Linked DNA regions of Mus musculus: region 2 is linked to region 1. The links are chromatin loops, found by intact Hi-C in ENCODE. Cell type or tissue: left cerebral cortex. All regions are shown on one strand. Links, peaks and the distances in the headings refer to the core of each region. The heading gives the core; the rest is flanking DNA.

What was found. Hi-C counts contacts between places; a loop is a spot of excess contacts. Peaks named below come from ENCODE experiments on the same cell type or tissue, not always from the same donor. Only the 100,000 strongest peaks of a DNase experiment are listed, where the experiment ranks them.
Region 2: it touches region 1 in a loop (18-fold over the local background); 17 of 42 quality-filtered maps call a loop at or near these places.

The regions. Positions count from the first base shown.
Region 1 is chrX:114,556,243-114,561,637 of GRCm38, forward strand. It overlaps Klhl4 (kelch-like 4), which reads left to right. Exons shown (of 11, transcript NM_001290477.1): 10 at 2,298-2,469; 11 at 3,189-4,887. The coding sequence ends at 3,248. Among named protein-coding and RNA genes, the nearest start is that of Klhl4, 85 kb to the left of the region's middle. In left cerebral cortex, for the core only: a CTCF peak has its summit at 2,117 (motif pointing left); a DNase peak (open chromatin) is centred at 2,099.
Region 2 is chrX:114,321,066-114,326,460 of GRCm38, forward strand. No RefSeq gene overlaps it. Among named protein-coding and RNA genes, the nearest start is that of Klhl4, 150 kb to the right of the region's middle. In left cerebral cortex, for the core only: a CTCF peak has its summit at 3,408; a DNase peak (open chromatin) is centred at 3,400.

The DNA.
Region 1 (5,395 bases), core at 143-5,142:
CTCACTTGATACAGGGATTGAAGAAATTCATGAAACAGGTAAAATTTGTATTTTATAGACAGAACTTTCTGGAATTTTCTTGATAACACGCACACACACATTTGTGCACACATGTATAAATATCACATACACTTAAAACCACTGGAGCAAAGGACAAGACAGGTTTCTAGATTTCTGGTGTGCTTCTCTGCTGCTGTGAGAAAACACTGACCAAAACTAAGTTAGTGGAGGGAGGGATTTATTTCAGTTTATAGTTTATAATCCATCATCAAGGAAGCCAAGTCAGGAATTCAAGCAAGAACTGTTAATTGGAACTGAAGCAGAGAATATGGAGAAACATTGCTCACTTCTTTGTTCCCCATGTCTTACTAAGCTTGTCTTTCTTTCTTTCTTTCTTTCTTTCTTTCTTTCTTTCTTTCTTTCTTTCTTTCTTTCTTTCTCTCTCTCTCTCTCTCTCTCTCTCTCTCTCTCTCTCTCTCTCTCTCTCTCTCTCTCTCTCTTTCATCTTTCTTTTGTCTTTCTTTCTTTTTTTTTTCCTGAGACAGGGTTTCTCTGTGTAGCCCTGGCTGTCCTGGAACTCACTCTGTAGACCAGGCTGGCCTCGAACTCAGAAATCTGCCTGCCTCTGCCTCCCAAGTGCTGGGATTAAAGGCGTGTGCCACCTTCTTATACAGCCTAGACCCATCTGTCCTGGGATGGCACTGCACACACTAAGTAGCATCACTCCACATTAAGCATTAACTAAGAAAATGCCTACATGCCAAAATCTAATTCAGGCAATTCCTGAATTGAGATCTACACTTTCCTGGTGATTCCAGTTAGTATCTAATTGACAAACTTACCAACATATGAAAAATTTCTTTATTTTTCTGACATTATTAATTTGAAAAAAATAGTTGATTTGTCCAATATCCTGGAATTTTCTTAGCCATTATTTAACTTGGAAGCACTTAACTTGAATGGTTCCCAAACTTTTTTCTATACTTTTTAATAGCTTCCATGTTTTTTCCTATAATGTTAATTTACAATGTAAAAAATTCCCAATATTCTATCGTATATGCAATGAGCCAGTGACAAGTTATCTTATCTTTTCAAGGTCATTAGAAATTTCCATCCAAATTAATATGTATTTATGTGTTTGTCTGTAGACTGACTAATAAAAAGGGAGAGAAACAGTGAAAAGAAGCAGCACTAATTTACAGTGAATATGTGCTGCTTGACAGCTACTACTCTGTGTCTTCAGAGATTATAAAACTATTAACAAAAAATTCACTATGTCCTGGGCTGAGGGGATAACTAAGTAGAAGAGTGGCCACACTTGTTAAACATGTTAGGAACCCAGACTCAATCCTCAGGGAAGCCAATAATAAAGAAATAAACCAAAATCATAACAATTCAACATTTTCTGAATTAAGTAATAAGATGAAAATCTCAATATTTTGAGATTTAATCATGCATGAATAGAAAATATAAGATTTTATGTAAATATTTAAGAACACACCTCTGGGAGTGCTGGCTTATCCTTTGTACATGTAAATATATTGACTTAATTCACTGGAGCCTTAATTAACATTGCTCGGAAAATGCAGCATATAGCACATCAACTATAGATTTGTTTTGTTTCTAGGTCTCAACATATTATAACAATTTAGGGTGATGTAGTAAGAACATGTAATAGTATATAAAATACATAGAGCTAGATTTGATAATTTACAGTTTTTCTGGTGGTATTAAAATATTATTGCTTGACATCAAATTAAGCTACAAGTTAAAATGAGATGTTTTGATTTTCTACTGAAAAAATAAATGTTTAATAGAGGTAATAGTAGTATAAATCAATTAGTAAAAGGTGTTACATAAAAAATACTTTCAATGTACTTTTACAAATACGTCATGATTCGAAAGCATTTCATGTTTAATTATATGAATTTACTTAACTTTTCACATCTTTTACATTGAAAGTTATATATATTTTAATGTACAGTCCAGAGCTGCAGAATTTATTTTTCCCCCATGGAAGGCTTTAATACCAAATTTGTATACCATATGAAAAAGGGGGCAGAAGGAATCCTTTACTTTTCATATGTTTTGTGCGCCCTCTTGTGACAAAAGTGGGTTATGTCATGTACATGTTCTTTAATAAAAAAATCTTTTGTCTTGAATAGTAAACCTATACTTGATAGCTACAATGTTTCAAATTCTGTGCTTTACACCATACCGCATTTTTATTAATGCCTATTTTTCACTGTAACATTCCTGGATTTTTATCTCTCAATTGTCTTCCTGAATCTCTTAAGATACGACCCAAAAGGCGATTCATGGTCAACTGTGGCACCTTTGAGTGTTCCTCGAGATGCTGTTGCAGTGTGCCCCCTTGGAGACAAACTCTACGTGGTTGGCGGATATGATGGTCATACTTACTTGAATACCGTTGAGTCGTATGATGCTCAGAAAGACGAATGGAAAGAGGTATTCTTGTAAAATTATCTTCAAATTAATAAACTTCAGAATTTAAGGGAAAGATTTTAAAGCTTAATTTTGGAGTTCATTTTTTTTTTCTTATGCCAACCAAGTTTATTAAGAAGTACAGCATCTTATACTATTTCCAGGGGAGAAATGTGGCAAAGTCAGCAGACTCTGTCATACAATGGGACAAACTCAGCAGGAGGCTAATCAAGCAGTCTTGCACAAGTGGAACACAGATCAGTGCAGATTGAGCATGCATTATTCCTTTGTACAGCCATAGTAGGTCTTTTCTTAGTATACAAATACTTAATAGACCTAGATTATGCTTTTGGCTCGATCACTGTTTCAGTCTTTAATCTCTCAAAGCATAAAAGAACACTAACAGAAAATAGCTGAATAACTATCTGTGCCAAATTCTTGTGATCCATTATTTCATTGAATCCTCACAAAATCTTTGAGTAATAATTATTATTAGTTGTGCCCTTTCAACTGAAAAAATGTTGCACAAATAAAATTGTTTCCAATGCAACTGATCATCTAGCCATGATCTATTTGCATTTTATAATCTATAATGATCTGGGTTGTAGGTTTTTTTTTTTTAATTTTAAACAAGATAAGATAAAAGTTAAGTCAAAATAGATAACACTTCTTTGAAGACCAACATTCTGGGTTATACTAAAGACAGTGGTGTTGTTTTTCTTTTTTCTCTTATTTTTTATTAGGAAGTCCCTGTGAACATTGGAAGAGCTGGAGCATGTGTTGTTGTTGTGAAGCTGCAGTGAAAGTATCATTTGCTAATGCAATGAAATGGATTTCAAGAATGAAGAAAAACATACTCTTTTATGAAGTTCATAAGCAAACTAAATGCTGTTGTGTCATTCTCACATATATTTGAAACCGTTAACATTCATAAGGCTGAAAGCAAAACTTAAATATGAATTACATGTTAGTATTGTGTATATGTGCTCAGTTTATAATCTAATGAGAAATCCAATAGGCAATTATTTAGGCTCATTACCATAAAATGTTAAAATACCTGGTGGATATTTGGTAGTGGGCAATATTTGAAGGTGATGAATACATTAACAGTTTTTATGTAAGAATCTGAGAAGTAAAAAAAAGAAACTGTTAAAGGTACTCTACTGTCTAGAAGTTTAATACAAAATGACAGAAACTTTAAGCATTCCATCTGGTTTCCAAACAATACCTTACATTGCTGATAATACCTCACATTTGTCAAGAAGAAAGGTTTTTCTGTGTCAAAACTGAAAGAGATCATTTACTGATATAATTTGCTATACTAATCCCACCACTTCAAACTTTTCACAAGCCTATTATTTTTAGTTAACTATCTGCCAAAATACATGTATAGATTTTCTGTTTCTTGAAGTAGTGCATTGATTGATTCATTTGCAGTAAAATATCATAATGTCACTATATAATCCTTATTCGGAAACAGTGAATCAGTGAGTATTATATTGTTACAAACTGTGACCTAAGCTTCAGAATGTGAGTGCCTCATTTGTATAGAAATTAATTTTCTCTTCAAACATTTAATGTGTTCCATGTAAACACCTTCCATTAAGTTTTAAAAAGTTGATTTAAACAATTCTAAAGGAGATTATAATTGAGAAAATGATCCACAATGCTGACACTTAGATACATTGAAATGGTTAATATACACTGTTACTTCTATAATTTCTATTTACCTATCAATAGCTGTGTTTCTTTTAATTTCATAATAATTTTTATCCCGTAGGAGATGGTAAGGATAAATGTACTACAACTACACATTTGAAGGTAAAAAAAAAAAAATAGTACTGAGTCACATTTTAGCTTTTAACTATTATTTTCTTTTATCCTCCCTAATGACAAAACAATATGGTGAAACATTGACAACTCACATTTATGCTGTTAACTTTTCAAGTAAATGTTCCACTTTAGAATTTCTATATCTTCTTTTAAATGACCTTTGTATTGTAGATTATCCAAAAAAATCCAGAGAGATGCTTATAATATGTATTAGTGCTACCTATTAATTTTTTAAAATCACATCATAAGTTGCACAAAAATGTTTGTACTATGACCAGCTGAATTTAAATAAAATCTTTTCTCTCTGGCTATAGAGACTGTGATTTTAGAATATGCTGAATGTGTGCTGAATGATCCGTCCCTGCTGCTGTGCCACAATAGTGAACATATTGAAATGCTAATATATAGTTTACTCTTTTTTTCATAATTTGTCTGTAATTCTCAACAGAGATCTACAGATTTTTCCATGCTTAGAGGTACGACAGAATGACAGAGTGGCATTAAGAGGCTATAAGACACGTATAAGACCTTGCTAGAGTTTTTAATATTTGTTTAACGTGTATTAATTATACGTAATAATGAGTTGCCTTGTGACATTTAATACATAAGAATAACATATTTTGATCAAAGTTGTGATACTTTATACTTTGGCTAGCCTCTTTTTCTCTCTCCTACTATTCACTTTCCTCTTCTCAGCTAGCTTCTCATTTCATGACTTTCATTAGTGCTATTTACATTAGCATGGATGAGAGGTTGGTTAAATGCTTTAAGTTAACATTTTAAAAATAATGTAAAAGGAGAGATATCTTGGCCCTTAACGCATCATACCATTTGAGGTACCATGTTCAATAAAGTTGTGAATAATTTGGTAAGTTACAGGTAAATGCGCCATTGTTTACCACAGATTCTCAACATTACAATAATGATTACGTGGTACCAGAAACTATATCTCTACTAATGCCTGATCAAGCAAGTAGATATATAATCTTTTTCCCAGCTTGCTTTGCTTTCATTGATAAGCTTATTGACTTTTATGAGAAATAAATATGATACCCAAGGCTACCATTTCTTAGCTGCATTTGAAAATTATGCTTTAAAAAAAATTAGGCTTAGTCAC
Region 2 (5,395 bases), core at 313-5,312, 240 kb before region 1:
ACTTCACATAAAACCAGAGACACTGAAACTTATAGAGGAGAAAGTGGGGAAAAGCCTTGAAGATATGGGCACAGGGGAAAAATTCCTGAACAGAACAGCAATGGCTTGTGCTGTAAGATCGAGAATTGACAAATGGGACCTAATGAAACTCCAAAGTTTCTGCAAGGCAAAAGACACCGTCAATAAGACAAAAAGACCACCAACAGATTGGGAAAGGATCTTTACCTATCCTAAATCAGATAGGGGACTAATATCCAACATATATAAAGAACTCAAGAAGGTGGACTTCAGAAAATCAAATAACCCCATTAAAAAATGGGGCTCAGAACTGAACAAAGAATTCTCACCTGAGGAATACCGAATGGCAGAGAAGCACCTGAAAAAATGTTCAACATCCTTAATCATCAGGGAAATGCAAATCAAAACAACCCTGAGATTCCACCTCACACCAGTCAGAATGGCTAAGATCAAAAATTCAGGTGACAACAGATGCTGGCGTGGATGTGGAGAAAGAGGAACACTCCTCCATTGTTGGTGGGAGTGCAGGCTTGTACAACCACTCTGGAAATCATTCTGGCCGTTCCTCAGAAAACTGGACATAGTACTACCGGAGGATCCAGCAATACCTCTCCTGGGCATATATCCAGAAGATGCCCCAACTGGTAAGAAGGACACATGCTCCACTATGTTCATAGCAGCCTTATTTATAATAGCCAGAAGCTGGAAAGAACCTAGATGCCCCTCAACAGAGGAATGGATACAGAAAATGTGGTACATCTACACAATGGAGTACTACTCAGCTATTAAAAAGAATGAATTTATGAAATTCCTAGCCAAATGGATGGACCTGGAGGGCATCATCCTGAGTGAGGTAACACATTCACAAAGAAACTCACACAATATGTACTCACTGATAAGTGGATATTAGCCCCAAACCTAGGATACCCAAGATATAAGATATAATTTGCTAAACACATGGAACTCAAGAAGAATGAAGACTGAAGTGTGGACACTATGCCCCTCCTTAGATTTGGGATCAAAACACCCATGGAAGGAATTACAGAGACAAAGTTTGGAGCTGAGATGAAGGGATGGACCATGTAGAGACTGCCATATCCAGGGATCCACCCCATAATCAGCATCCAAACGCTGACACTATTGCATACACTAGCAAGATTTTATTGAAAGGACCCAGATGTAGCTGTCTCTTGTGAGACTATGCCGGGGCCTAGTAAACACAGAAGTGGATGCTCACAGTCAGCTAATGGATGGATCATAGGGCTCCCAATGGAGGAGATAGAGAAAGTAGCCAAGGAGCTAAAGGGATCTGCAACCCTATAGGTGGAACAACATTATGAACTAACCAGTACCCCGGAGCTCTTGACTCTAGCTGCATATATATCAAAAGATGGCCTAGTCGGCCATCACTGGAAAGAGAAGCCCATTGGACTTGCAAACTTTATATGCCCCAGTACAGGGGAACACCAGGGCCAAAAAGGGGGAGTGGGTGGGCAGGGGAGTAGGGGTGGGTGGATATGGGGGACTTTTGGTATAGCATTGGAAATGTAAATGAGCTAAATACCTAATAAAAAATGGAAAAAAAAAATAAAGGGATGCTACTGATTTTTTAGTTAATTTTTAATTCAGCTAATTTTCTAATGGTGTTTATCAGATGTAGGAGTTCTCTGGTAGAATATTTGGGGACAGACATGTGCATCTGCATGCCTGCATGCCCTCAAGGACACACACACACACACACACACACACACACACACAGACACACCTTTACAAACTTGTGAGATTATGATACATAGGTATATATTTTTAACCTGCAAATATCACAGTACACATATTATGTACTGTAGAAGAATTTTACTTTAGTACCATGGCTGTCTGGCAAGAGAATCACATCTAGAGACCTTCAGTGTCCGTGGGATTCAGCTGGAATGCAGACATGCCACACACCTTTAATCCCACTGGCTGGAATAAAGACATTCACTTAGTATATACCTCTAATTCTAAACAATGACATCTACTTGAGGGGCAGATGAAATGATTAATCAGAGAAAGATTTGCCAGAATGAGTCAGAGTCATGATATACCCTACTCACTCAAGAACAGCACAAGAAAGAAAGGACTTAAGAGATCAGGACTGAAACAAGGGAGAGAGAGGGAGAGAAAGAGAGAGAGAGAGAGAGAGAGAGAGAGAGAGAGAGAGAGAGAGAGAGAGAGAGACAGAGACAGAGACAGAGACAGAGAGACAGAGACAGAGAGACAGAGACAGAGACAGAGAGACAGAGACAGAGAGACAGAGAGAGTTAGTTTTACAGAGACAGGCTGCAGGTGAAAACAGAAGACAGAACTAGCCAGAGAATGAGAAGTAGCCAAAAGATTAGAACTTATTGCTAAAGTTATGATAAGGCCAAGTAGAGCAATTCAGATAGAAGCCAGAAACCAATTTATATCAATCAGTTTGTACCAGAACAGTTGATGTGAAACAGCCAATCAAGAGTTCAGAAAGAACTAGAAATGGTGAGTTTATTCAGCAGTTAAGTTTTTGAGGTGATAATTGCATCGGTAAATGAATAATAGGTTTACAATATACAAATAATTTAAAACTAGGTAGCTTCAAATATTTTTTGTTTACAGATATGCCTTATCAATTGCCTTAGTTTGCTTTCTGTTACACTGACCATAACCATTAAGGAAGGAAAGAATTATATTTGTCTTATATTTTCCCATCACAGGCCATCAGTGAGAGAAATCAGGGCAGGAACTCAAGCAGACACTTGGAGTCAGAAACTGAAGCACAGACCTTGGAGGAAGGCTTAAACAACCTACTTTATTATAAGAATTGTAGATAAGTATTATATTTATAATTTTGGAGTAATAATGGTTAATATAGAACACCAGAAAGGAAAACTCTTAGCAAAGTATAGACATGTCTATATAGAATTACAACCTAAATGAAAATAAAAAACCCATAGTACATAATACTGAGAATGTAGAAACAAAACTAAAAAAACAACAACAACAACAAAAAACAAACAAACAAACAAAAAACCTTCAAGAAGATTCTAATAGTGTTACACCAAGTTTCACAGGAAAGAAAAGTCCATTTCTTTAGAGATGTAGCTTCATTATGTGGTCCAACATCTATGTGCCTTTAATAAGCAGCACTAAGTGGGCTCAGTGGGTTTAAAGCTGATTGATGTTGAGCATAGGTAAAAGGATTATTGTCAATATAGACGTCAATATGTGTATTTATGAATTTTTTCATTAGAAAAATTCATCAGAATCATAGCATGGTTGTAGTAGAGCATTTCAGATAATTTCTTTCAGAAATCTGAAACATGCCCTGTACAAGATATAGCATATATTTTAAAAATACAAAGCTCCAGCAGAGGGACATCTTGAGTTAGAAATTAACAGTGCTGGGAGAAGGAAGGAGGAATCATTTTCTTCTCAGGCAGCAGTCAGTAATATCACACAAGGAAAACAATGTATTTTATTAAACATTTTGCTATATTCACTGTGGACATTTGTCTTTAATGATTAACTTTTTAAAATAAAATAGAAATAACACTTGGGGTTACAAATTTAGTAAGATGATTGGTTCTTGGATATAAAATTTGATGTTTTATTTATATTTTTAATTTTATTTTAAATTTATTTTTTACACTCCATATTCCATTCTCCACCCCCCTCATCCACCCTGTGACTGCTTCACATCCCACACCTCTTCCCCACCCCACCCCCTGTCTCCACGTGGATGCCCCCACATCCCCAACCCACCAGACCTCTAAACTCCCTAGGACCTCCAGTCTCTTGAGGGTTAGGTGCATCTTCTCTGAATGAACACAGACCCGGAAATCCTCTACTGTATGTGTGTTGGGGGCCTCATATCAGCTGGTGTATGCTGTCTGTTTGGTGGTTCAGTGTTTGAGAGGTCTCAGGGGTCCAGATTAATTGAAATTGCTCATTCTCCTACTGGATACTACACATAAAATTCATTTGCTGTTTTTGTTGTTTTGTCTCATTATTTTCTCTGATTTACAAGTTTACTTCTTCAGATGAGCAATCTCAAACAAACATCACCATTTAACAGTAGGACATATTTTTTAAATAGTAGCATTTGCTTTAGTTGAATATAACCCTACTACATAAAAATAGGAGGAGGGTGACCCTGTAGGAGGACCAGCAGTCTCAATCAACCTGGACCCCCAAGATCTCTCAGACACTGGACCACCAATCAGGCAGCATACACCAGCTGATATGAAGCCCCCAACACATATACAGCAGAGGACTGCAGGATCTGGGTTTAGTCAAGAAGATTCACCTAATGCTCAAGAGACTATGGGCCCCAGGGAATTTATAGGTTTGGTGGGGTGGGGGTGGGAGGTAGAGACATCCTCGTGGAGACAGGAGGGTGGGGAGGAGGTATGGGATGTGAAATAGTCAGAGTGTGGACCGTAAGGGGAATACAATCTGGAGTTTAAAATAAATAAATAAATAAATAAATAAATAAATAAATAAATAAATAAATAAATAAATAAAATAGCAGATTAAGATCAAATAATTTTACAATTTGGGACTGCGGTTTTGCATTACCTTGCTGTATTGTGTGTGTCTCTGTGTGTGTGTGTGTGTGTGTGTGTGTGTGTGTATGTTTGTGCATGTGTGTGTGTGTGTGCATGTGTGTATGTGTGTGCATTTGTGTATGTGTGTGTGTCCATAGCATGTGTGAAAAAAGTAGCTCCTCTTTGTATGATTATATATAGATAGACACGAAGAGTTGATTCTCAGAATCATACTGTAACAGAATTGTGTGTCCTACAGCAAAACGTTTTATGAGATACTCAATTTAAAAGAAATAATGTAAAATCAAATGATTTCTTCTTGCAGTTTCTGAAACATATGTAAAAATAATCATTTTCACTTTTAATCATATAGATAAGCTCCCTCACATTTTTACTCTTTTCTCCCTTTTCCCTCCCTCCTTTTCTTCCTTTCTTTTGTGATTAAAAACAAAAACAAAAATATTACTTATTTATTTGATGAATTTCAATGTTTTGCCTTCATGTATATCTGTGCATTATGTTCATGAGTGTTACCTATACAAGGCAGAAGAAAGTGCAAATTTTCTTCGAACTGGAATTATAGATGACTGTGAGCTGCCATGTTGGTGGCTCAGAATTGTGCTGGGCTCCTTGGGAATAGCATCTGATGCTCATAATTGAGCTATCTCTACATCCTCTTTTTGCTATTTTTGAGATATTACTATGTAGTCCAAACTAGCACTTATCTTGTAGTCAACTTGTTTCTGCTTCCAGAGTTCAGGAATCTGGGATTATATGTGTGTGCATCCACACCCAGTGCTAGCATTAATTTTCAA